Linked DNA regions of Homo sapiens: region 2 is linked to region 1. A link is an interaction called in ENCODE POLR2A ChIA-PET data of the cell type or tissue named here. Cell type or tissue: B cell. All regions are shown on one strand. Links, peaks and the distances in the headings refer to the core of each region. The heading gives the core; the rest is flanking DNA.

What was found. ChIA-PET counts read pairs that join two places held together with the same protein. Peaks named below come from ENCODE experiments on the same cell type or tissue, not always from the same donor. Only the 100,000 strongest peaks of a DNase experiment are listed, where the experiment ranks them.
Region 2: POLR2A ChIA-PET joins it to region 1 with 11 read pairs; 30 of 35 experiments call an interaction of 5 or more read pairs at or near these places.

Annotation. Positions count from the first base shown.
Region 1 is chr19:48,881,433-48,896,827 of GRCh38, forward strand. It overlaps TULP2 (TUB like protein 2), which reads right to left. Exons shown (of 13, transcript NM_003323.3): 4 at 14,998-15,124; 5 at 13,934-14,071; 6 at 13,566-13,730; 7 at 8,078-8,199; 8 at 6,518-6,829; 9 at 4,016-4,128; 10 at 2,500-2,614; 11 at 2,322-2,420; 12 at 600-771. Among named protein-coding and RNA genes, the nearest start is that of TULP2, 9.6 kb to the right of the region's middle. RefSeq lists enhancers at 6,126-7,020, 13,444-14,259 and a silencer at 14,686-14,825. In B cell, for the core only: no CTCF peak of the experiment used is centred there; DNase peaks (open chromatin) are centred at 10,159, 14,519 and 14,989; H3K4me3 peaks cover 431 bases; H3K27me3 peaks cover 1,907 bases.
Region 2 is chr19:48,954,962-48,964,504 of GRCh38, forward strand. It overlaps BAX (BCL2 associated X, apoptosis regulator), which reads left to right. Exons shown (of 6, transcript NM_138761.4): 1 at 1; 2 at 587-638; 3 at 726-872; 4 at 1,237-1,372; 5 at 5,849-5,953; 6 at 6,571-6,837. The coding sequence ends at 6,675. Among named protein-coding and RNA genes, the nearest start is that of BAX, 4.9 kb to the left of the region's middle. RefSeq lists enhancers at 1-161, 162-729, 179-388, 8,929-9,038, silencers at 1-58, 7,238-7,407 and cis regulatory regions at 7,287-7,807, 8,747-9,247. In B cell, for the core only: no CTCF peak of the experiment used is centred there; a DNase peak (open chromatin) is centred at 7,540; H3K4me3 peaks cover 1,279 bases; H3K27ac peaks cover 2,034 bases.

The DNA.
Region 1 (15,395 bases), core at 7,055-15,054:
GAGCAGTGGCGCGATCTCGGCTCACTGCAAGCTCCGCCTCCCGGGTTCACACCATTCTCCTGCCTCAGCCTCCTGATTAGCTGGGACTACAGGTGACCACCACTACACCCAGCTAATTTTTTCTGTGTTTTTAGTAGAGACGGGGTTTCACCGTGTTAGTCAGGATGGTCTCAATCTCCTGACCTCGTATCCGCCCGCCTCGGCCTCCCAAAGTGCTGGGATTACAGGTGTGAGCCACAGTGCCCGGCCTAATTTTTGTATTTTTAGTAGAGACAGGGTTTCACCATGTTGGCCAGGCTGTTCTTGAACTCCTGACCTCAGATGATCCACCCACCTCGGTCTCCCAAAGTGCTAGGATTATAAGCGGGAGCTACCGCGCCAGGCCGAGAATGGAGACTTTTAAGAGGCTGAGCGGTGCCCTTACTAAGCCAGAAACCCTGAGGGTGTGTAAACTACAATTCCCAATAGGCTTTGCAATAGGGTGGCATCTGCCCTGCCTAGAAAAACGCTCAAGTGATGATGGGAGATGTAGTTCCCTTCCGTTCACACCCTAACCCCCACCCCACCTGGCCCGGCTAAACTGGTTTCCAGGAGCTCACGGTGTTTGGGATCCACGATTTGGAAGTTCTTCACCGAAGCCCGAGTGACTCGACCATGGAAATTGAGCGTGTAGACACCGTTCTCCTTGTCCCACGACGGGGTTTTGTTGTGCAACAAAAGCAACCCTTGTTTGTCCCCACGTTGGTAACGACTCAGTAGCGACTCCTGTTCCTAGAAGGTAAAGAAGGGGCTGTGGTTTTCTCAGAGGCTTTCGAAACTCCATCTTGAACAGGGGCGACTCCATCTTGAACAGGGGCGACTCCATCTTGAACAGGGGCTGGGTAAAATGAGGATGAGACCTGCTGGGCTGCGTTCCCAGGAGGTTAGGCATTCTTAGTCACAGGATGAGACAGGAGTTTGACAGGACTGGTATCACAATGTTAGAAATGCTTGTTCCCCGGTGCAGTAAAGAAATAGCACTTGAGCATAAATTTAATTTCCTCAGCAAGGCCATTTTTTAACTTTCTGCAGAAAGGGTACACTCACCAGGAGTTTTGCCATGAGAGTACACTGAACAAAGGAGACAGGGTCATTTATAACCTGGCGCATCCACCCTACTGCCGTGTAGGGTTTCCATTGGCTGGAACGGGACCTCACGTTCTGTATTTGTCCCAATTGGCTAGCAACTTAGAACTTTTTAAAAGAGGGAAAAGCAGAAGAATACAAAGTAAGGAGGAAGTAACTTGTGGAATGTTGAGAAAGGTAAAAACACCTTCAAATAAGGAAGAGGAACAGGCTATGACCTAATGCTTGCTTGGACCGGTACAAGCATGCCAGGGCAAATATTTAGGGTAAATTGTGGGAGCTAAAAACGTAAAGTACACTGATTTCTTTATTATGGCTAACAGATATTTAAGAATGTTAGCACAGGTCTTTGAATAAATTTTGCTTGTAAGAGAGGTTACTGCCGGGCACGGTGGCTCACGCCTGTAATCCCAGCACTTTGGGAGGCCGAGGCGGGTGAATCACGAGGTCAGGAGATCGAGACCATCCTGACTAACACAGTGAAACCCCGGCTCTACTAAAAATATAAAAAATTAGACGGGCATGGTAGCGGGCGCCTGTAGTCCCAGCTACTCAGGAGGCTGAGGCAGGAGAATGGCGTGAGCCGGGGAGGTCGAGCTTGCAGTGAGCCGAGATCGCGCCACTGCACTCCAGCCTGGGCGACAGAGCAAGACTCTGTCTCAAAAAAAAAAAAAAAGAAAGAAAGAGAGAGTCTAAAAGAAGCAGGAACCCTCAGTTCTGGGAATTGCCCACCCCTTTCCCAGAAAATTAATGAATAATCCACCTCGTTTAGCATATAATCAAGAAATAACCATAAAAATAGCCAACCAGCTGGCCTCAAGGCTGCTTTGCCTATGGAGTAGCCATTCTTTTATTTCTTCTCTAATAAACTTGCTTTCACTTGACTCTACGGACTGGCCCCAAATTCTTTCTTGCCTGAGATCCAAGAACCCTCTCTTGGAGTCTGGATCAGACCCCTTTTTGGTAAGTTTGTTAACCTACCATCAAACCTTTTTTCTCCAGATGCAAATGTTTTGAGTCTCTAGTCTTTTACTCCCTGAGACATGGAAGGCTAACAAAGTCCTTCAGGCTTCATGTGACACCTGCAACCCACTGGCCTCCTCTTCCTCCTCTTCTTCTTCCTCCTCTGGGATCTAGGAGGACCGGCCCCAGCCCCTTCTCCATTGACCCAGAGATTCCTGATGTCAGGGACTCACATTTAGTGGCTGGACATTGATTCGCTGGTTCTGGCTGTTGGTTCCTGGGAGAATCACAGTCATTTTCCGAGGCCCCAGGTATCCTAAGACGTTGGGCTCCTGGGGGTATTACATTCCAGTTGGCCTGGTTCCTTCTTCTGACTATCCTACCCCATTCTCTCATCCCCAGGACACTCACATAACACACAGCCCCCAGCTCCTGTCTGATCCGGGCAGTATTCCTGGTTAAATGCTCCCGGTCAGGATTCACCCCATTGTCAAAGATGGTGAACTTGGTGCTGAAGACATTGGATCTGCTCCAGGAAGGGAATGGATAGAATAAAAATACTAAGTGTTACTCTTTGAGTAAGTGTCACTCATCGCATCGACTCTTCCCATCAATCCCCTATGTCTAAGACTATGTCCGAATGTCTAAGAATCATGTTCCTGGCTGGGCACAGGGGCTCACACCTGTAATCCCAGCACTTCAGGAGGCAGAGGCAGGAGGATAGCTTGAGCCTGGGCAAAATGGCAAAACTCCTTCTCTACAAAAAATAGAAAAATTAGTTGGGCGTGGCAGTTTGTGTCTATGGTCCCAGCTCTCAAGAGGCTGAGGTGGGAGGATCACCTGAGCCCCAGAGGTCAAGCCTCCAATGAGCCGTGATCTTGCCACTGCACTCCAGCCTGGGTGACAGAATGAAACCCTGTCTCTAAATAAATATATAAATAAATAAAAATAAATAATTAAATAAATGAGGCCGGGTACGGTGGCTCACACCTGTAATCCCAGCACTTTGGGAGGCCAAGGCGGGTGGATCATCTGTGGTTGGGAGTTCAAGACCAGCCTGACAGACATGGAGAAACCCCGTCTCTACTAAAAATACAAAATTAGCCAGGCGTGGTGGTGCATGCCTGTAATCCCAGCTACTCAGGAGGCTGAGGCAGGAGAATTGCTTGAACCTGGGAGGCGGAGGTTGTAGTGAGCCGAGATTACGCCATCGCACTCCAGCCTGGGCAACAAAAGTGAAACTCTGTCTCAATAATAATAATAATAATTAAATAAATGAAACAACCATGTTTCCAGCATCCATGGTCCCAGGCCCCCTCATTTCTTGGGTGAGCCATGTACTTTATGTAGCCTCCCTATTTTATTTAAAGGGCCCTTTAGGAACCCTCTTTTTTTTTTTTTTTTTTTTTTTTTTCTGTTGCCCAAGCTGGAGTGCAGTGGCTCAATCTTAGCTTACCAAGACCTCTGCCTCCTGGGATCAAGTGATTCTCCTGCATCAGCCTCCCAAGTAGCTGGGATTACAGGTTCACGCCACTATGCCTGGCTAATTTTTGTATTTTTGGTAGAGACGGGGTTTCACCATGTTGGCCAGGCTGGTCTCAAGCTCCTGACCTCAAGTGATCCTCCCGCCTCTGCCTCCCAAAGTGCTGAGATTATAGGCGTGAGCCACCTCGCCACTCCCTCTACCTTTTTGGATGCAATAATTCACACATTCCAGGCCTCTTTTCCCACAGAAAGTTAGGAATCCCAGTCCCTTGCCTGTCAAGGAGTCAAATGCCTTAAATGCCAGCCTACGTTCCAAACCCTTCAGTTCTTCTGGTCCCTGAGCAGGTGGAAGGTATGCTCTGTGGCCTGCTGGGAAATGGAGTCCCCCTGTCCCTAAGCTCCCTGCTACCTGCTCCTCACCACATGTCAGAGCTCTACCCACCTGACTTTGCCCACGAAATTGTCCCCGTCCCGAGATAGGTGTGTAGGATCCAGGGAGATGAGGTAATTAGAAGTTTTGCTCCTTCTTCTCTTTCGCCCAGCCAGGAGGAAGCGCTATGGATGAGAGGAACAGTCCATTAGAATGGACTTCTGGATGCTGGGTGTGGTGGCTCATGCCTGTAATCCCTGCACTTTGGGAGGCTGCGGCGGGCAGATCACTTGAGGACAGGAGTTCGAGACCAGCCTGGCCAACATGGTGAAACCCCGTCTCTACTAAAAATAAAAAAAATTAGCCAGGCGTGGTAGTGCGTGCCTATAGTCCCAGCTAGTAGGGAGGCTAAGGCAGGAGAATTGCTTGAACCCAGGGGGCAGAGGTTGCAGTGAGCTGAGATCGCACCACTGCACTCCAGCCTGGGCAATAGACTGAGACTCCATCTCAAAACAAAAATAAAAAATAATGAAAGAAAAATGGACTTCTGGAAGCTGGTTAGAGCCAGGGGTCCAAAGACAAGGAAACGTCATGTCCCATGATAGAGGAGCCAGTGATGGCACAACAAGCTTCTCAAGACTTACTGGGAGGCCGGGCACAGTGGCTCATGCCTGTAATCCCAGCACTTTGGGAGGCCCAGGCGGGCAGATCACGAGGTAAGGAGATTGAGACCATCCTGGCTAACACGGTGAAACCCCGTCTCTACTAAAAATACAAAAAATTAGCCAGGCGTGGTGGCGGGCGCCTGTAGTCCCAGCTACTCAGAAGGCTGAGACAGGAGAATAGCGTGAACCTGGGAGGCGGAGCTTGCAGTGAGCCGAGATCGCGCCACTGCACTGGGCGACAGAGCAAGACTACGTCTCAAAAAAAAAAAAAAAAGACTTACTGGGAAATGTGGTTCTCACTGAGGGAAGCCATCAGCTGGGTCCTGAATGGAAGCTTCCTATCTTAATATCTCCTCCTCATTCCTTCTGCCTATGGGTCCAGAGTTGAAGCTTAGCCCAGGAAGGGTCTGGCTTTGGAGAATGGGGAGCACCCTCACTTGCAATATTGCAGCAGGACTTTGGTAGGCGTTTCACCAAGAAAAATGGGTTTGGTTGGCTCTGAGTAGGGCAAAAAACCTCTTTCTAGGGGGAGAGAGGATACCCCGAGGAGAGGAGACCATACTTGCAGGGTAAAGGCCAGAAAGACTAGATTGAGAGAAGTGGGGCTTGGATCTGGAAAGACAAACCAGGGGAGGGACCTGGTTGCTGGGGGCAGGATTTATCTCAGGATTGAGTGAGGCCTGATAGCTTATAGCAAGAAAGGCTCAGTGAGGGAGGGTCCAGACTATTTTTTTTTTTTTGACACAAGATCTCCACCTCCTGGACTCAAGCCATTTTCCCTCAGCCTCAGCCTCCCAAGTAGCTGGGACTACAGGTGGGCACCACCAGGCCTGGCTAATTTTTTTTTTTTTTTTGTAGAGACAGGGTTCCACCTTGCTGCCCAAGCTGATCTGGAACTTGTCAGCTCAAATGATCCACCTGCCTTGGCCTCCAAAATGCTGAGATTACAAGCGTGAACCACCGTGCCCGGCCTTTTTTTTTTTTTTTTGAGATGGAGTTTCGCTCTTTCACCCAGGCTGGAGTGCAGTGGTGTGAGATCTCAGCTCATTGCAACCTCCGCCTTCGAGTTTCAAGCATTCTCCTGCCTCAGCCTCCTGAGTAGCTGGGATTACAGGCGCCCACAACCACGCCTGGCTAACTTTTGTATTTTTTAGTAGAGACGATGTTTCGCCTTGTTGGCCAGGCTGGTCTCGAACTCCTGACCTTGTGATCTGCACGCCTCGGCCTCCCAAAGTGCTAGGATTACAAGTGTGAGCCACCGCGCCCAGCCCTTTTTTTTTTTTTTTTTTTTTTTTTTTTTTTTATGCAGAGTCTAACTCTGTCGCCCAGGCTGGAGTGCAGTAGCGTGATCACATCTCACTGCAGCCTTGAACTCCCAGGCTCAAGCAATCCTCTCACCTCAGCCTCCCGAGTAGCTTGGACTACAGGCACATACCACCATGCCCAACCAATTTTGTATTTTTTGTAAAGACGGGGTTTTGCCATGTTGTTCAGGCTGGTCTTTTTTGTGTTTGTTGGTTGGTTTTTTGTTTTTTGAGATGGAGTCTTCCTCTGTCGCCTAGGCTGGAGTGCAGTGATGCAATCTCGGCTCACTGCAACCTCCGCTTCCCAGGTTCAAGCGATTCTCCTGTCTCAGCCTCCTGAGTAGCTGGGACTACAGGCGCCTGCCACCACTCCCGGCTAATTTTTGTATTTTTAGTGGAGACGGGGTTTCACCATATTGGTCAGGCTGGTCTTGAACTCCGGACCTCAGGTGATCCACCCGCTTCAGCCTCCCAAAGTGCTGGGATTATAGGCGTGAGCCACTGTGCCCAGCCCCAGGCTGGTCTTGACCTAGCTCAGAAAGGAGTGGGATTTTGCCTGGGAGGTGGGGGCTTACTCCCAAAGCTGTTGGGCTGGCTTACTGCACCTGCAGGCTGTCAGAGGTCTCCAGGTAGAGGTAGTAGAGGGGGAACAAGCCCTTGTCCACGCCGTGCTTGTCACGGGTGAGGTAGCACTGCATCATGGTGCCCGGGAGCGCTGGCCGCAGCACGTAGGCTTCCATGTCCTCCTCCAGCCCAGGGCAGGGGGAGCGGATTGCCAAGGAGGCTTCGTGCCTCATATGGTCGCTGTCCGTGCCACCCTCGCCTTTCAGGGCCTTGGACAACTCTTCGTTGTGTGCTGCTGAGGAGTTCGTCCCTGTAGACTCAGAGGCCTCTCTCTTCTTTTCCAAGTCTTCTTCCTAGCCCAGGCACCAAATTTAAAGTCGAGGGACAACCACCGGCCCAGCCTTGCTTACTACTGATTGACCATCCCAGCCCTAGGGTCCCGCCCTTGCCCATCCACATTTTCTGCTTATTGGTCAAAAATCTCATTCAGTCCACCCAGTCACGCCCTCCTCTGTTGACTGGCCAGTCTATTCGCTTTCCTCTGCAGCCACACGCATTCCACCTGCTGATTGGAAAATTCCTTTCTGAAAGCAAGGCCCATTCCGTTAAAATGGCTGTTAGTTTGATCTAGATAACATAATACAGCCCAGATCTACCCTCAAGAGAAACCATCTACTGCACTTTCACCAACACCAAAGTGAGTGCCAGTTGGCCCTTTTCTTTTATTTTTTAAGACAGAGTTTCGCTCTGTCGCCCAGGCTGGAGTGCAGTGACTCGATCTCGGTTCACTGCAACCTCTGCCTCCCAGGTTCAAGCAATTCTCCTGCCTCAGCCTCCCAAGTAGCTAGGATTACAGGCTTTCGCCACCACGCCCAGCTAATTTTTGTATTTTTAGTAGAGACGGGGCTTCACCAAGTTGGCCAAGCTGGTCTGGAACTCCTGACCTCAGGTGATCTGCCTGCCTCGGCCTTCCAAAGTGCTGGGATTACAGGCGTGAGTCACCGTTCCTGGCCTGCAACTGGCCCTTTTCGATCAGTGTTCTGCCCTTTCTGAAGCTCGCTGTCTTTCCATGGCTGCACCTATTTTTTTTTTTTTTTGGACAGTCTCACTCTGTCTCCCGGGCTGGAGTGCAATCTCAGCTCACTGCAACCTCCGCCTCCCAGGTTCAAGTGATTCTCCTGCCTCAGCCTCCTGAGTAGTTGGGATTACTGGCGTGCGCCACCACACCTGGCTAATTTTTGTATTTTACTAGAGACAGGGTTTCACCACGTTGGCCAGGCTGGTCACGAACTCCTGACCTCAAGTGATCTGCCCACCTCAGCCTCCCAAAGTGCTGGGATTACAGGCGTGAGCCACCATACCATAAGCTGTATTTTAATGGCCATGTCCATGTCAAGTCAAATCCTCTGATTTGATGAATGGTACACACACACACATGCACGCACGCACGCACGCACGCACACACACAAGTCTCTGCCAGCTTAATCACCACCAGGAAAAAGAGCTTCTGATTGGGTGGCAGAATTTTAGCCCCACCCTCACCAGAGGTCCGAGGCTAGCCCTCTTCTTCCAATATCCTGAGTGATTGTGCATTTTCCTACCTTTTGGAAGGCCAAGTTTTCATATACACAGTCACCATCCATTCCAGGGTTTGGTCCCATATTGGGTGACTTGTGTGCATCTCCCATATCCTGGGAGTCACTCTCACCCTCTGCACGGGTCCCTAATGTGGGGAAAAGCAAGAGAGATCAGATTGTTACTGTGTCTGTGTAGAAAGAAGTAGACATAGGAGACTCCATTTTGTTCTGTACTAAGACAAATTCTTCTGCCTTGGGATGCTGTTAATCTATAACCTTACCCCCAACCCCGTGCTCTCTGAAACATGTGCTGTGTCCACTCAGGGTTAAATGGATTAAGGGCGGTGCAAGATGTGCTTTGTTAAACAGATGCTTGAAGGCAGCATGCTCCTAAAGAGTCATCACCACTCCCTAATCTCAAGTACCCAGGGACACAAACACCGCGGAAGGGCGCAGGGACCTCTGCCTAGGAAAGCCAGGTATTGTCCAAGATTTCTCCCCATGTGATAGTCTGAAATATGGCCTCGTGGGAAGGGAAAGACCTGACCGTCCCCCAGCCCGACACCCGTAAAGGGTCTGTGCTGAGGAGGATTAGTATAAGAGGAAGGCATGCCTCTTGCAGTTGAGACAAGAGGAAGGCATCTGTCTCCTGCCCGTCCCTGGGCAATGGAATGTCTCGGTATAAAACCCGATTGTACGTTCCATCTACTGAGATAGGGAAAAACCGCCTTCGGGCTGGAGGTGGGACATGCGGGCAGCAATACTGCTTTGTAAAGCATTGAGATGTTTATGTGTATGCATATCTAAAAGCACAGCACTTGATTCTTTACCTTGTCTATGATGCAAAGACCTTTGTTCACGTGTTTGTCTGCTGACCCTCTCCCCACTATTGTCTTGTGACCCTGACACATCCCCCTCTCGGAGAAACACCCACAAATGATCAATAAATACTAAGGGAACTCAGAGGCTGGCGGGATCCTCCATATGCTGAACGCTGGTTCCCTGGGTCCCCTTATTTCTTTCTCTATACTTTGTCTCTGTGTCTTTTTCTTTTCCAAGTCTCTCGTTCCACCTAACGAACCCACAGGTGTGGAGGGGCAACCCACCCCTTCACCTAAAGGATGAAAGAAGCCTGGACTAAGCTCAGGACAGCTGGATCCCAGGAGTGTGGGACACCATCATCAGTGCTAGCCAGAGATGGCCAGAACTCCTGGGTTCTCAGTCCCTACTCATGACTCAGCGCCCTCACTTGCAACAACCTCCTCCTCCTCCAGGTGCACGGAAGTCTACAAGGGCCAGAGTTTCTGATTACCCTGGATCTAAGGACAGGGAGGGGTTAGGGTCTTTCCTTTTCCTTATCTCAGACAAAGCATCACAGAGACTGAAGATGGGGGGATGGAGTTTGGGGTGATAATAATTCTGTCATTGAAATCATTGGCCATCTCATGAAAATAAAAGGAAACGTCACCACAATGGAATATTATAAGGGAATAAAAAGGAATGAAGTACTGATAATACTACCACACGGATGAACCTTAAAATTTTATGGCCGGGCACGGTGGCTCACGCCTGTAATCCCAGCACTTTGGGAGGCCGAGGCGGGCGGATCACGAGGTCAGGAGATCGAGACCATCCTGGCAAACATGGTGAAACCCCGTCTCTACTAAAAATACAAAAAAAAAAAAAAAATTAGCCGGGTGTGGTGGCCGGCGCCTGTAGTCCCAGCTACTTGGGAGGCTGAGGCAGGAGAATGGTGTGAACCCGGGAGGCGGAGCTTGCAGTGAGCCGAGATTGTGCCACTGCACTCCAGCCTGGGCAACAGGGCGAGACTCCGTCTCAAAAAAAAAAAAAAAATTTGTTAGGTGGGCCAGGGGCGGTGGCTCATGCCTGTAATCCCAGCACTTTGGGAGGCGGAGGTGGGCGGATCACGAGGTCAGTAGTTCAAAATCAGCCTGGCCAACATAGTGAAACCGGTCTCTACTAAAAATACAAAAATTAGCAGGGCGTGGCAGCGTGCACCTGCAGTTCCAGCTACTCAGGAGGCTGAGGCAGGAGAATCGCTTAAACCCAGCCAGGCAGAGGTTGCAGTGAGCCGAGATCGTGCCACTGCGCTCCAGCCTGAAGGGGGCCTGCCCCTCCACACCCGTGGGTATTTCTCGCAAGGTGGAGACGAGCGGCTGAGAGAAGAAAGAAGACACAGAGACAAAGTATAGAGGAAGAAAAGTGGGCCCAGGGGACCAGTGCTCCGCAAGTGAGGACCCGCACCAGCGCTGATCTCTGAGTTCCCTCAGTATTTATTGATCACTATCTTTACTATCTTGGTGAGGGGAATTTGGTGTGACTATAGGGTGATGGTGGGGAGAGGGTCAGCAGGAAAACATGTGAACAAAAGACTCTGTGTCATAAATAAGTTTAAGGAAAGGTGCTGTGCCTGGATGTGCACATAGGCTGGATTTATGTTTAACTTTACATAAACATCCCAGTGCAGTAAAGAGCAGTATTGCCGCCATGATGTCTCGCCTCCAGCCATAAGGTGGTTTTCTCCTATCTCAGAATAGAATGTATGGTCGGTTTTACACTGAGTCATTCCATTTCCAGAGACGTGCAGGAGACAGATGCCTCCTTCTTATCTTAACCGCATGGAGGCCTTTCTCTCTCACTAATCCTCCTCAGCACAGACCCTTTACGGGTGTCGGGCTGGGGGACCGTCAGGTCTTTCCCTTCCCACGAGGCCATATCTCAGGCTGTCTCAGTCGGGGAAATCCTGGACAATGCCCAGGCTTCCTTGGGCAGGGGTCCCTGCAGCCTTCCACAGTGTGTTATGTTTCTGGTTAATAGAGAATGGAGAATGGCAATGACTTTCACAAAGCATACTGCCTGCAAAACCATTTTTACCAAAGCACATCCTGCCCAGCCCTAAATCCCTTAAAACTTGAGTCAATATAACACATGTTTCTGTGAGCACAGGGTTGGGACAAGAGTTGCAGATTAACAGCATCTCAAAGCAGAACAGTTTTTCTTTTTTTTTTTGGGGGGGGGACGGAGTCTTGCTCTGTCACCCAGGCTGGAGTGCAGTGGCGCGATCTCAGCTCACTGCAAGCTCTGCCTCCCGGGTTCACGCCGTTTTACTGCCTCAGCCTCCCGAATAGCTGGGACTACAGGCGCCCACCACCGCAACCGGCTAATTTTTTGTATTTTCAGTAAACGTGGGGTTTCACTGTGGTCTCGATCTCCTGACCTCGTGATCCGCCCGCCTCGGCCTCCCAAAGTGCTGGGATTACAGGCGTGAGCCACCGCGCCCAGCCAGCAGAACAGTTTTTCTTAGTACAGATCAAAATGGAGTTTCTTATGTCTTCCTTTTTCTACATAGACAAAGTAACGATCTGATCTCTCTTTCTTTTCCCCACACAGCCTAGGTGACAGAGTGAGACTCCGTCTCAAAAAAAAAAAAAATCATTAGGTGAATGAGGTGAATGAAGACACACGGTGGCTCACACCCGTAATCCCAGCACTTTGGGAAGCCAAGGTGAGAGGATCACTTGAGCCCAGGAGTTCAAGACCAGCCTAGGCAACATAGTGACACACCATCTCAAAGCAAAAGAGGCCAGGTGCATTAGCTCACGCCTGTAATCCCAGCACTTTGGGAGGCCGAGGCAGGCAGATCACAAGTTCAGGAGTTTGAGACCAGCTGTGCCAACATGGTGAAACCCTGTCTCTACTAAAAAACACAAAAAATTAGCCGAGCATGGTGGCACGCGCCTGTAACCCCAGCTACTCGGGAGGCTGAGGCAGGAGAATCGCTTGAACCCAGAAGGCAGAGGTTGCAGTGAGCTGAGATCGCGCCATTGCATTCCAGCCTGGGAGACAGAGCAAGACTCTGCCTCAAGAAAAAAAAAAAAAAAGGAATTGAAGAAAGAAGCCACATACAAAAGACCACATATGTATACGATTCCATTTGTGTGAAATGTACAGAATAGCCAAATCTAAGAAGACAGTGGAGGTTGGTGGTTGCCAAGGGCTGGGGTAAATGGAAAAGGGGTGACTGCTAATTGATGCACTATTTCTTTCTTTCTTTTTTTTTTCCTTGAGACAAAGTCTCGCTCTTTCACCCTGGCTGGAATGCAGTAGCCTGATCTCAGTTTACTGCAACCTCTGTCTCCTGGGTTCAAGCAATTCTTCCACCTCAGCCTCCCCAGCAGCTAGGATTACAGGTGCATGCCACCACGCCCAGCTAATTTTTGTATTTTTAGTAGAGACTGGGTTTCACCATGTTGGCCAGACTGGTCTTGAACTCCTGACCTCAGGTGATCCACCCACCTTTGCCTCCCAAAGTGCTGGGATTACAGGCGTGAGCCACCGCGCCCAGCCATGATGCAGGATCTCTATCTGGGGTGATACAAATGTTCTAAAATTGATTGTGGTGACGGTTGCAGAATTATATAAATATAGTTAGCTTCTCGTATCCTACAGGCTCCACATCCCCACTGCTGACCCAAAATATTCAGGAAAGAAATTGAAAAACAACAAGATGACAATAAATAACAGAACCAATTTTTTTTTTCTTTGAGACAGAGTATTGCTCTGTCACCCAGGCTGGAGTACAGTGGCATGATCTCGGCTCACTGCAACCTCGGCCTCCTGGGTTCAAGTGACTCTCTTGCCTTGGCCTCCGGAGTATCTGGGATTACAAGCCTGCACCCCCTTGCCTGGCTAATTTTTGTATTTTTAGTAGAGACATGGTTTCGTCACGTTGGCCAGGCTCGTCTCAAATTCCTGGACTGAAGTGACCAACCAGCCTCAGCCTCCCAAAGTGCTGGAATTACAGGCACTTTATTTTTAAAAATTTTTTTAAATAACATATAACAGCTATTTACGGGCCAGGCATGATGGTTTATGCCTGTAATCCCAGCACTTTGGGAGGCTGAGGTGGGTGGATCATGAGGTCAGGAGTTTAAGACCAGTCCGGCCAGCATGGTGAAACCCCATCTTTACTAAAAATACAAAAATTAGCTGGGCGTGGTGATGCGCACCTGTAGTCCCAGCTACTTGGGAGGCTGAGGCAGGAGAATAGCTTGAACCTAGGAGGCGGAGGTTGCAGTGAGCCAAGATCACGCCACTGCACTCCAGCCTAGGCGACAGAGTGAGACTCCCTCCCAACAACAACAGCAACAAATATTTACATTGCATTTATACTGTATTAGGTATTATAAGTTATCTAGAGATGACTTACAGTATATGGGGGGATGTTCATAGTTTATATGCAAATTTTACACCATTTTATATAAGGGACTTTGGCGTCTGCGGATCTTGGTATCTGTGGGGTTCCTGGAACACATCACCTGCAGATACCGAGGGGCGACCGTGTACTGGAAACCATGGAATTGTGAACTTTAAATGGGTGACTTGTATGGTTTGTGAATTATACTTCAGTGAAGCTGCTGCCTAAGAAAGGGGAAGATTTGCTGCATGAACCAGGAGATCCCAGGTTTCACCCCAATGTCCCCTAAATTACCAGGTCGTTGGTGGGCTTGCCAACCCTTGCGTCGGATTCTCGGAGACTGTTTAAAAGGTGGGGGAGAGACGGAACCATTCTCCACGGAGACTTCCTCCAATTCTGCATCGGAATTGTCTGGGAGCCAGGATAAGAAAGGGGACTGGAGACCGAGATTCCTGAACACTGAGGAAGGAAGGAGGGGAGAGTTGGATTTCTGGATGCTGCAGGAGGAGGCGGCTCAGGACCTGAACTCCTTGGTGTGAGGAAGGAGTGGGTGCGGTCCTGAGCTCCTGAGTATTTTGGACAGATGGATTGAGGCACCAGACTCCTGGGTTTTAGTGGGGACGGAGTTCTGGGGTCTAGGAGGTCGGTGGACTCGCAAATACCTGCTTCTGTCCGCGGTGTCGGGAGGCCGCGCTCGCCCCTGCCGTCTCCACCACAGCTCACGGTGCCCAGGGCACTGTGGATGCCAGAGGGCAGATGTGCCTCTGACACTTTCTTCCGGAGGAAAGGGTTCCCAAGGCCTGGGAGAAGGTTCAGCGAGCCCATGAAAACGATCTACAAATTCCGGTCCTCAACCAAAATCCACCCCGTCACTGGGCTCCCAAATATCACCCCCGCCAGGCGCCGTGGCTCACGCCTGTAATCCCAGCACTTTGGGAGGCCGAGGCAGGCGGATCACCTGAGGTCGGGAGTTCGAGACCAGCCTGACCAACATGGAGAAACACCGTCTCTACTAAAAACACAAAATTAGCCGGGCTTGGTGGCGCATGCCTGTAATCACAGCTACTCGGGAGGCTGAGGCAGGAGAATCGCTTGAACCCGGGAGACGGAGGTTGCGGTGAGCCGATATCCTGCCATTGTACTCCAGCTTTGGCAACAAGAGCTAAACTCCGTCTCAAAAAAGAAAAAAAAATCACCCTGTTTCGCGGACCGCCCAAACCTTGAGACCCAGGTCCCAAACTGCATCCTAAGCCTCAAACAAGCACAGCCCTGCCGCTGGATTGTTGCGGGCTCCGCACGTAAAGAATCTCGCGCCAGGCTCTCGTAATGAGACCGCGCCCCGCCCCGGACCCCTAGACCCCGTCTCCGCAATCCCGGGTTTGGGGTGGGGGTCCCGGCTTTCCCAGGCTCCACCACCGAGCTCTGCCAAGCCCAATCATCACATTCTCTTGCCCCTTTCCCCTGCTAGTTGTACCATGCCCCGCCCCTGCGCTCTGTAGCCCTGCCCCGAACCCCTCCCTCACAGGTCCTGCCGCGGGGGGCCCCCACAAGCCTCTCCCCTGGGCGCCCACAGGCCCTGTTCTAAAGCTCTCCTGGGCCAAGGCCCGCCCCCATCCACTGCCAAGTCCCCACCCTAAGGCTCCACCCCTTCATCCACTAGGCCCCGCCCACAGACTCCCACAGGCCCCTCCCCTCCAGGCGAACGCCCCCAGGGGTCTTTGGTCACCTCTGTCACCTAAAAGGCGCTCCTCCCGCAGACAAGAGCGCCAAAGCCACGGGGAAGCGTCAGGATTGGCCTGAACCATGAGGAGCTCCTGGCGCTTCTGTCGCTGCTTCTTTTCAAACAGCCGCCGCTGGGGAGATGGGAGAGGTGGGTGTCCGGGACAGGAACCAGATGGGAAGACAGAAGTGAGGTGGGGCCTGGGGCAAGGGCTCGCATCGGCGCGAGAGTTCGTGAACCCCTTCCTCCACTGGGGCCCACACGTCCAGGCCCTCAGTTCTTCAGCAGCTCCTCCCTTATTCCACCGTTGGACTCAGATCCAAGAGTCCTGACACCCTGTCCTCTCATCCCCCAGGACCCAGGAGTCCTGCCTTCTAGAAGCCTTGTTCCTTAGAAATTCATCA
Region 2 (9,543 bases), core at 1-8,000, 66 kb after region 1:
GGTGAGGCGGGAGGCAGACGGGCGGGAGGAGGGCGAGCCCCCTCGCCGGCCCGTCCGGGATCCTTCCTACCGGCCTGGGGCTGTGCGATCTCCAAGCACTGAGGGGCAGAAACTCCCGGATCGGGCGCTGCCAGCCTCCAGTCCCCTCCGTCCTCGGAGGTTCCTGGCTCTCTGATCCCCGTGTCCCGATCCCTGCCTCTCTGGCGCTCTCGGACCCTCGAGAACCAGGGGATCTCGGAAGCCAAGCCCCCGGGCAGGCCCGGGCTTGTCGCCCGCACCACTTCCTGCCTCTGGCACTGGTGGGAGGGGCGGGTCTCGCCTCTGCCCCCTCAGGCCAGGGGTCTGGATGCATATAGCGTTCCCCTAGCCTCTTTCCCCGGGGAGAATGTAGGATACAGGCCCAGCCTCCTGGCCTTTCTCCATCAGGGACTCAGTTGTCTGGGCCCCCCCGTCACTTTATCTGCTAGGGTCCCAGAAGTCCAGGGTCCCCAGCTCTGTCCTCCCTCAGGGGCCGTGAGTCTCCACAGTCTCCTGATCCCCTAGAACCCAAGAGTCCAGGTACCTCTTCCCTTCCTTTCTCCTCTAGGGCCCACCAGCTCTGAGCAGATCATGAAGACAGGGGCCCTTTTGCTTCAGGGGTGAGTTTGAGGTCTGATTATTGTGGCACAGATTTGAGGAGTGACACCCCGTTCTGATTCTGCACCCTCACTCCATCCCCACTCTAGTTTCATCCAGGATCGAGCAGGGCGAATGGGGGGGGAGGCACCCGAGCTGGCCCTGGACCCGGTGCCTCAGGATGCGTCCACCAAGAAGCTGAGCGAGTGTCTCAAGCGCATCGGGGACGAACTGGACAGTAACATGGAGCTGCAGAGGTGTGGGCCCCTGAGGACCCAGAAGTCCAGCCACTGGGCTCCTTCAGGACACAGGACTCTCAGCCCCGCATTCTCCTCCTCCCCTAAGAACTAGGAGTCTGGGCCCCACAACTCAGCGCAAACATTCCGGACTCCCAGCCCTCCTCTCTGCCAGGATCTTAAAACCCTCCTTCAGGGAGTCATTTTTCCCACCTTCCTAAATGTCTGTCTTGTCCCCTTCCCTTGTCCCCCGTTGGCCTGTTGCTTTTCATTTCAGCCTGGCTTGGGGCTCAGTCTCCTTATCTTTAGTGTGCGGTGGATGCGGGAATTTTCCACCATCAGCCTGATGCCTGCTCCCCGGCACTGGTTCTCCTCTCTCCTGCAGGATGATTGCCGCCGTGGACACAGACTCCCCCCGAGAGGTCTTTTTCCGAGTGGCAGCTGACATGTTTTCTGACGGCAACTTCAACTGGGGCCGGGTTGTCGCCCTTTTCTACTTTGCCAGCAAACTGGTGCTCAAGGTGGGCAGCTGCAGGGCAGTGAGCCCAGGGATGCTCCCCCTCAGATCTGTGAGGACCTGGGGATCGTGGTATCAACCCCCTGCAGTGGCCCAGTGACCACAGAGGGCATGGAGAGAGATGGCTGTGCACTGGGTGTCTGCTCCTTCTTTTATTCATTCAACAAGCATTTACTGGACCTGCTATGTGCCAGGCCTATACCTGGCACCTGGGACACAGCACTGTACAAAGCAGGCTACATCCCTGCTCTCAGGGAGTTCACGTGCAGGGGTGAAGTAAAGTGGGCAGTGTGATTTAGCAGAGTGGTCAGGAAAGATTTCTATTTTTTTTTTTTTTTTTTTTGAGATGGAGTTTTGCTCTTGTTGCCCAGGCTTGAGTGCAATGGCATGATCTTGGTTCACTGCAACCTCTGCCTCCCAGGTTCAAGCGATTCTCCTGCCTCAGCTTCCTGAGTAGCTGGGATTATGGGTGTGCACCATTATCCCTGGCTTTTTTTTTTTTTTTTTTTTTTTTTGTATTTTTAGTAGAGACGGGTTTCACCATGTTGGTCAGGCTGGTCTTGAACTCCTGACCTCAAGTGATCCACCTGCCTTGGCCTCCCAAAGTGCTGGGATTACAGGCATGAGCCACCGCAACAAGCCAGGAAAGACTTCTAAGGGCAGGTGACATCAAAGAGCAGGTGACATTAAAGCCAAAGCTAGAATGATAAGAAGCATGCAGTGATCTATAGTGATCGGGGGGAAGAGGCATCTGGTAGAGGGAACAGCAAGTGCAAAGGCCCTGAGGTAGGACCAAGCCTCATCTTTTGACAGTAGGGAGGAGGCCAGTGCTGTTGGAACAGAGTGAACTGGGGAGAGGGTGGGAAAGGAAGGCACAGTTGGGCAGGGGCAGATTGTGTGGAGTTTTTCGGGCTGCTGGAAAGACTTTTTCTTTTCTTTTTTTTTTTTTTTTTTTTTTTTTTTGAGACAGAGTCTCACTTTGTTGCCCAGGCTGGAGTGCAATGGCGCCATCTCGGCTCACTGCAACCTCTGCCTCCCGGGTTCAAGTGACTCTCATGCTTTAGCCTCCCAAGTAGCTAGAATTACAGGCACACACCACCATGCCTGGCTAGTTTTTGTATTTTTAGTAGAGACGGAGTTTCGCCATGTTGGCCAGGCTGGTCTCAAACTCCTGGCCTCAAGTGATCCGCCCACCTTGGCCTCCCAAAGTGCTGGGATTACAGGCGTGAACCACTGCACCCAGCCTGGAAAGACTTTAACTTTACTCTGAGTGTGATGGGAGTGATTGGCTGGTTTTAAATACGGAAGCGACAAGACCTGATTTATAACTTTAAGAGATTATTCTAGCAAGTATAGATGCCCCTTGACTTGCAATGGTGTTACATCCTAGTAATCCCATCATAAATTGAAAATAACATAAGTTGAAAATGCATTCAATGCCCCGATAAACCCATAGTAAGGTCAAAATTGTAAGTCAAACCGTCATAAGTTGGGGACTGTCTGTATAGCAAAATGTTAATTGTAGAATCTAATTATAGGTGGCGGCTATATGGCTTTTAACTGTGAAATTCTTTTAACTTTTCATTATGAAGATTCTCATAAGAAAATGTGGTGGGGGTGGTGGTGAAATGCTCCTGGCTGTTGTTGGCCAAAAGAGATCATGAGGCACAAGGGCAGAAGCGAGGATCCTGGAGAGGTGGCACCTGTCATAGTCTTGCTGAAAGATGACAAGCCCTGGTGGTAGCAGCAGAGGTGCGGGGGGGGCATTTTTTTTTTTAAGAGGTAGGGTCTTGCTCTGTTGGCCAGGCTGGAGTGCAGTAGTGATCATAGCTCACTGCAGCCTCAAACCGCTGGGGTCAAGCAGTTCTCTCGCCTCAGTCTCCAGAGTAGCTGAGACTACAGGAGCATGCCACCACGCCCCACTAACTGTTGCATTAGTCTTTTTCTATAGAGACGGGGTCTCGCTATGTTGTCCAGGCTGGTCTCCAACAGGGAGGGATATTTCTTTTTGGAAGATTTTTTTTTTTTTTTTTTTTTTTTTTTGATACAGGGTCTCGCTCTGTTACCAAGGCTGGAATGCAGTGGCATGACCTTGGCTCACTGCAGTCTCCACCTCCTGGGTTCAAGCAATTCTACCTCAGCCTCCTGAGAAGCTGGGATTACAGGCTCTCCCCACCACACCAGCAAATGGGAGGGATATTTCTTTCTTTCTTTCTTTTTTTTTTTTCCTGAGACGGAGTCTCTCTCGGTTGCACCCAGGCTGGAGTGCAGTGGCGCGATCTCAGCTCACTGCAACCTCCACCTCCTGGGTTTAAGCGATTCTCTTGCCTCAGTCTCCCGAGTAGCTTGGGATTACAGGCGTCCGCCACCACACCCAGCTAATTTTTGCATTTTTAGTAGAGATGGGGTTTCACCATGTTGGCCAGGCTGGTCTCGAACTCCTTACCTCAGGTGATCCGCCTGCCTCGGTCTCCCAAAGTGCTGGGATTACAGGCGTGAGCCACCGTGCTCAGCTGAGAGGGATATTTCTTGATGTGTTTTCAAGATTGAGCTGATGGGGCCTGAACGTCCGAGATGAGGGGAATAGCAGTGCAGGTGATGGTGGCACCACCTACAGAGCGGGGATGATAGAATAGAAGTGGCCAGATAAAGGCTGCAGGAGAAGTCTTGGGAGTTGGGAGAGCAGGTCGGGGTCCATGGTCAGGGGTTGATCTTCTCTGGTCCAGAAAAGTCCTCTCTGGCTGGGCGTGGTGGCTCACGCCTGTAATCCCAGCACTTTGGGAGGCCGAGGCAGGGGGATCATGAGGTCAGGAGATCGAGACCATCCTGGCTAACATGGTGAAACCCCGTCTCTACTAAAAATACAAAAAATTAGCCGGGCATGGTGGTGGGCACTTGTAGTCCCAGCTACTCGGGAGGCTGAGGCAGAAGAATGGCGTGAACTGGGAGGCGGAGTTTGCAGTGAGCTGAGATTGCACCACTGCACTCCAGCCTGGAGCGACAGAGTGAGACTCCGTCTCAAAAAAAAAAAAAAAAAAAAAAGAAAAGTCCTCTCTGGGGAAGTGACATTTGCCCTGAGAGCTGAAGGGTAAGAATTTGCTTCGTCGAGGCCTGTTTAGGCGGAAACAGGAGTACATGAAGAAGTCCCGAGGCAGGAAGAATTTGATGGGAATTTAAAAAATTAAAAAAAAAAAAAAAAATGGGGCTGGGCATGGTGGCTCACACCTGTAATCCCGGCACTTTGGGAGGCTGAGGCATGCGGATCACCTAAGGCCAGGAGTTTGAGACCAGCCTGACCAACATGGTGAAACCTTGTCTGCACTAAAAATTCAAAAAAAAAAAAAAAAATAGCCCGGTGTGGTGGCGGATGCCTGTAATACCAGCTGCTTAGGAGGCTCAGGCAGGAGGATCACTTAAATCTGGGAGGCGGAGGTTGCAATGAGCCGAGACTGCACTATTGTACTCCAGCCTGGGCAACAAGATCAAAACTCTATCTCAAAAAAAAAAAAAAAAATTAGCCAGGCATGTTGGCAGGCACCTGTAATCCCAACCCTTTGGGAGGCTGGGGCAGGAGAATTGCTTGAACCCAGAAGGCAAAGCTTTCAGTGAGCCGAGATTGCGCCACTGCACTCCATCCTGGGTGTCAGAGCAAGACTCCATCTTAAAAAAAAAAAATGGAAGCAGCTCAGCGAGGCACAAAACAGGAAGTGGAAAGGTGGAGTGAGGTCAGGCCAAAGCCTGCACACAGGGCTTGTGGGCTGCACTGTGCCTTCGGGTCTTCATCCTGAGGGTACTGGGGAGCCACAGAAGGCTCAGGGGTGGGGCAGTTGAGAGTAACATTATCTTGTTTACAATTTTATTTTTTTTATTTATTTATTTTTTGAGACGGATTCTTGCTCTATTGTCCAGGCTGGCGTGAAATGGCGTGATCTGGGCTCACTGCAACCTCTGCCTCCTGGGTTCAAGCGATTCACCTGCCTCAGCATCCCAAGGAGCTGGGATTACAGGTGCCTGCCACCACACCCAGCTAATTTTTGTATTTATTTATTTTGAGATGGAGTTTTGCTCTTGTTGCCCAGGCTGGAGTGCAATGGCGCAACCTCGGCTCACTGCAACCTCCGCCTCCCGGGTTCAAGCAATTCTCCTGCCTCAGACTCCCAAGTAGCTGGGATTACAGGCATGTGCCACCACGCCCGGCTAATTTTGTATTTTTAGTAGAGATGGCATTACTCCGTATTGGTCAGGCTGGTCTTGAACTCCCGACCTCAAGTGATCCGCCTGCCTTGGCCTCCCAAAGTGCTGGGATTACAGGCATGAGCCGCCGCACCTGGCCATGTTTACAATTTTTGAAGCCGACTTCAATTGTGGGTGGCAGAAATCTTTGAGGGGAGGCAAAGAATTGACAAAGGAGGTTTGGGGCCACTATCTCCAGGCAGTGGGGACAAGGTTCAGTCCCTAACGCCCACTCCACTCCCCACAGGCCCTGTGCACCAAGGTGCCGGAACTGATCAGAACCATCATGGGCTGGACATTGGACTTCCTCCGGGAGCGGCTGTTGGGCTGGATCCAAGACCAGGGTGGTTGGGTGAGACTCCTCAAGCCTCCTCACCCCCACCACCGCGCCCTCACCACCGCCCCTGCCCCACCGTCCCTGCCCCCCGCCACTCCTCTGGGACCCTGGGCCTTCTGGAGCAGGTCACAGTGGTGCCCTCTCCCCATCTTCAGATCATCAGATGTGGTCTATAATGCGTTTTCCTTACGTGTCTGATCAATCCCCGATTCATCTACCCTGCTGACCTCCCAGTGACCCCTGACCTCACTGTGACCTTGACTTGATTAGTGCCTTCTGCCCTCCCTGGAGCCTCCACTGCCTCTGGAATTGCTCAAGTTCATTGATGACCCTCTGACCCTAGCTCTTTCCTTTTTTTTTTTTTCCCCACTGAGAAGGGGTCTCGCTATGTTGCCCAGGTTGGTCTCGAACTCCTGGCCTCAAGCGATCCTCCCGCCTCAGCCTCTCAAAGTGCTGGGATTACAGGTGTGAGCCACCATGCCTGGCCTGAGTCCAGCTCTTTAATGCCCGTTCATCTCAGTCCCCTGCCCGCAATCCTGCCTTCTGGCCTCCTCCGTCCCTGATCCCGCCTCTGCCTGCCCAGGGGCTGCCCCTGGCCGAGTCACTGAAGCGACTGATGTCCCTGTCTCCAGGACGGCCTCCTCTCCTACTTTGGGACGCCCACGTGGCAGACCGTGACCATCTTTGTGGCGGGAGTGCTCACCGCCTCACTCACCATCTGGAAGAAGATGGGCTGAGGCCCCCAGCTGCCTTGGACTGTGTTTTTCCTCCATAAATTATGGCATTTTTCTGGGAGGGGTGGGGATTGGGGGACGTGGGCATTTTTCTTACTTTTGTAATTATTGGGGGGTGTGGGGAAGAGTGGTCTTGAGGGGGTAATAAACCTCCTTCGGGACACACTTCGGCATCTGAGTCACTGGGCCTCTGCCCCGCTCCCCGGCACGTCAGGAGAGCAGGCCCTGTCCGCTGCCCCACGCCGGGCCCGCCGTCTGCTGGCCTAGAGATACCTGCTTGGGCCACTCAGGGACGTGGGGCTCTCTGCACTCACTTGACATCTTTTTCTGGGGTGCCCTGTGGGGTCTGTGGGTTAGGGATGAGTTGGTCCTGGGCCTGACCTGCAGGAGCTCACGGGAAAGGAAAAGAAGGGAGCTCACGGGAAAGGAAAAGGGAGCTCACGGGAAACGAGGGTGATAGGTGGTACATCTGTCGCAGCCCAGGATGATCTGTGCGGGACAGAGGCAGCGGCCTGTGAGGCCCAAGCAGGCGTGTGGGTAAGGGAAGAACAGCACGGCCGGCTGCAGAGCAAGCCTCCTCGGCCCGGGGACCACAGCCTGGCGTGTCACACGTGGGACCTCAGGAGGCCATACCTTTACCGAGCTGGAGAATGGGAGTGGGGGGAGGAGGGATGGGAGGACCAGAGGAGCAGGAAGGGCTCTGGAGCCTGGTGGTGAGGTCGCTGGAGGGTGGCAGGCTGAGGACACCAGGGCGAGGGCCCACGGGAGAGGCCTCCTGAGCTGGGCTGAGGACAGAGAGGAAGGGACCTGGCTGGCGACTGAGAGGCTGGAGGGCAGGGCAGAGGAGGAGGAACCTGGTCTGGCCCCACAGCTGGGTGGGGCCCCCCTGGAGAGGAACTGCCGGAAGAAGGTGCTGAGCTCAGAGGCCCAGTGACCTTAGACACAGGCGGAGCGAAGACAAGGGGGCTAGAGGATGTGGGTTCTCAGTCACAGGGTCTCTGGCACCCCCCTCTGGGTCTTTACCCCCTCCCATCTCTGGGTCTCTGTCCCCATGCTCTGGGTCTTTGCTTTCCGAGCCTCTGTTCCCACCCCACCTTTGGCCCTCTTTCTCTGGGCCTCTTTCCACCCCTGGCACCCAGACCTCTGGCCCCCTCTCTCTGGGTCTCTGTCCCCCCCTCTGGATCTCTGGCCCCCCATCTCTCTCTGGGTCTGTCCCCCGACCCTGAGTTTCTGTCTCCCTCTCTCTGGGTCTCTGTCCTCTCTCTGGCTGTCACTCTCTCTTGGGTCTCTGTACCTCCCCTCTCTCTGGGTCTCTTTCCCTCTCCCCGGTCTCTGTCCCCCGCCCCCGGGTCCCTGTCCCCGCCCCCCCAGGTCTCAGTCCTCCCTAGTCTCTGTCCCCTTCTCTCTGAGTCCCTGTCCCCCCTCTCTCTGGGTCTCTGTACCCCCTTCTCTGGATCTCTGTCCCCACCTCTCTCTGGATCTCTGTCCCCCACTCTGGATTTCTGTCCCCTCCCGCCGGGTCCCTCTGGGTCTCTATCCCCCCCACCCCTGGGTCTCTGTACCTCCCTGCCTCTGTCCCCCCCCACCTCTGTCCCCCCCTCTCTCTGGGTCTCTTTTCCCCTCCCTCTGGGTCTCTGCCCTCCTCTCTCTAGGTCTGTCCCCCTCCCCTCTCTCTCAGGGTCTCTGTACCCCTCTGTCTCCGGGTCTGTTTTCCCCTCTCTCTGGGTCTCTGTCCCCCTCTCTCTCAGGGTCTCTGTCTGAGTCTCTTTTTCTCTGGGCCTCTGTCTCCCCACCCCACGTTCTCTATGGTCTTCAGATCCTGTCTCTCTCAGCCCCTCCTCTCCCTCCACCTATGGGCCCCAAGGCCCCTCTCGGCCGACTAAAGGTCTCTGGGCTGAGGTATGACATTTGGTAAATGAGTAACTCGGGCCCCACAGTCAACGGGGTGCTTTGGACGGCTGCCCCTCCTCCATGGACTCTTCCCAGAGACCCCAAGTCAGGGGAGAGAGAGGGGCAGAGGATCAATGAGTGTACACTGAGCCACCACCCAGAGTGAGGGGACAATATGGCCACAGGCAGGATCCCAGAAAAAAAAAAATTATGGGAACCAAAAAGACACGGAGACAAAGCACACAGCCGGCTTCCAACAAGGGGGGACCTTGGGGTAGGGGGCCCGATTTGGGTCTGAGCCAGGTCTAGTTCTGAGGGTCCCACCAAAAAAGTCGGGGAGTGCCAAGGGGATGAGGTCAGCGAGTGGCCCCACCCCCATCCGTCCCCGCGGGGGCCCCTTCCCGCGCTGAGCTCAGCATGACTCAGCAGTCGCTGCCTGCAACAAGGACCCCAGATACCGGCCTGGCGGGGCATCTGCAGATCCCCTCGGTCAGGGGCTGCCCCGCCTGGGCTGTTCGGAGCAGCTCCTCTGTAGGGCAGGGCCTGACCTCACCCCACACCCCAGTGGCTTCAGCTCCCTGCCCAGCGCACGGGCTGCCTCCATCAGGGCACTTAAGTAGAGTCAAGGTTTGCGCCGACTCCGTCTCCCAGAAATCAACGTGGACCAGGCCCACTTAAAAAATATGCATTAGTCGAAGACAGACGTCTCGTCCATAGGTCCCCAGACTGTTTGTCCACAACGCAGGGCTTCTCTTTGTGGGCCTGAAGGAGCACACGTCAGGCAAGACACGAGGGCAACTTCAGAGACACTGTTCAGGGCCACGGAGAATTCTCGAAGTCTGTGAGTTGTCTCCAAAACAGCCTCCAGGAAATGCAATCCCAGAGACACCGCAAAGCTCAAAACAGACTTTTCATTCCTCCCCATTTCCACTCCCAGAAAAAGCCTGGGCCCCTGAAAGAGCTCCAAGGTATCCCCAAAGT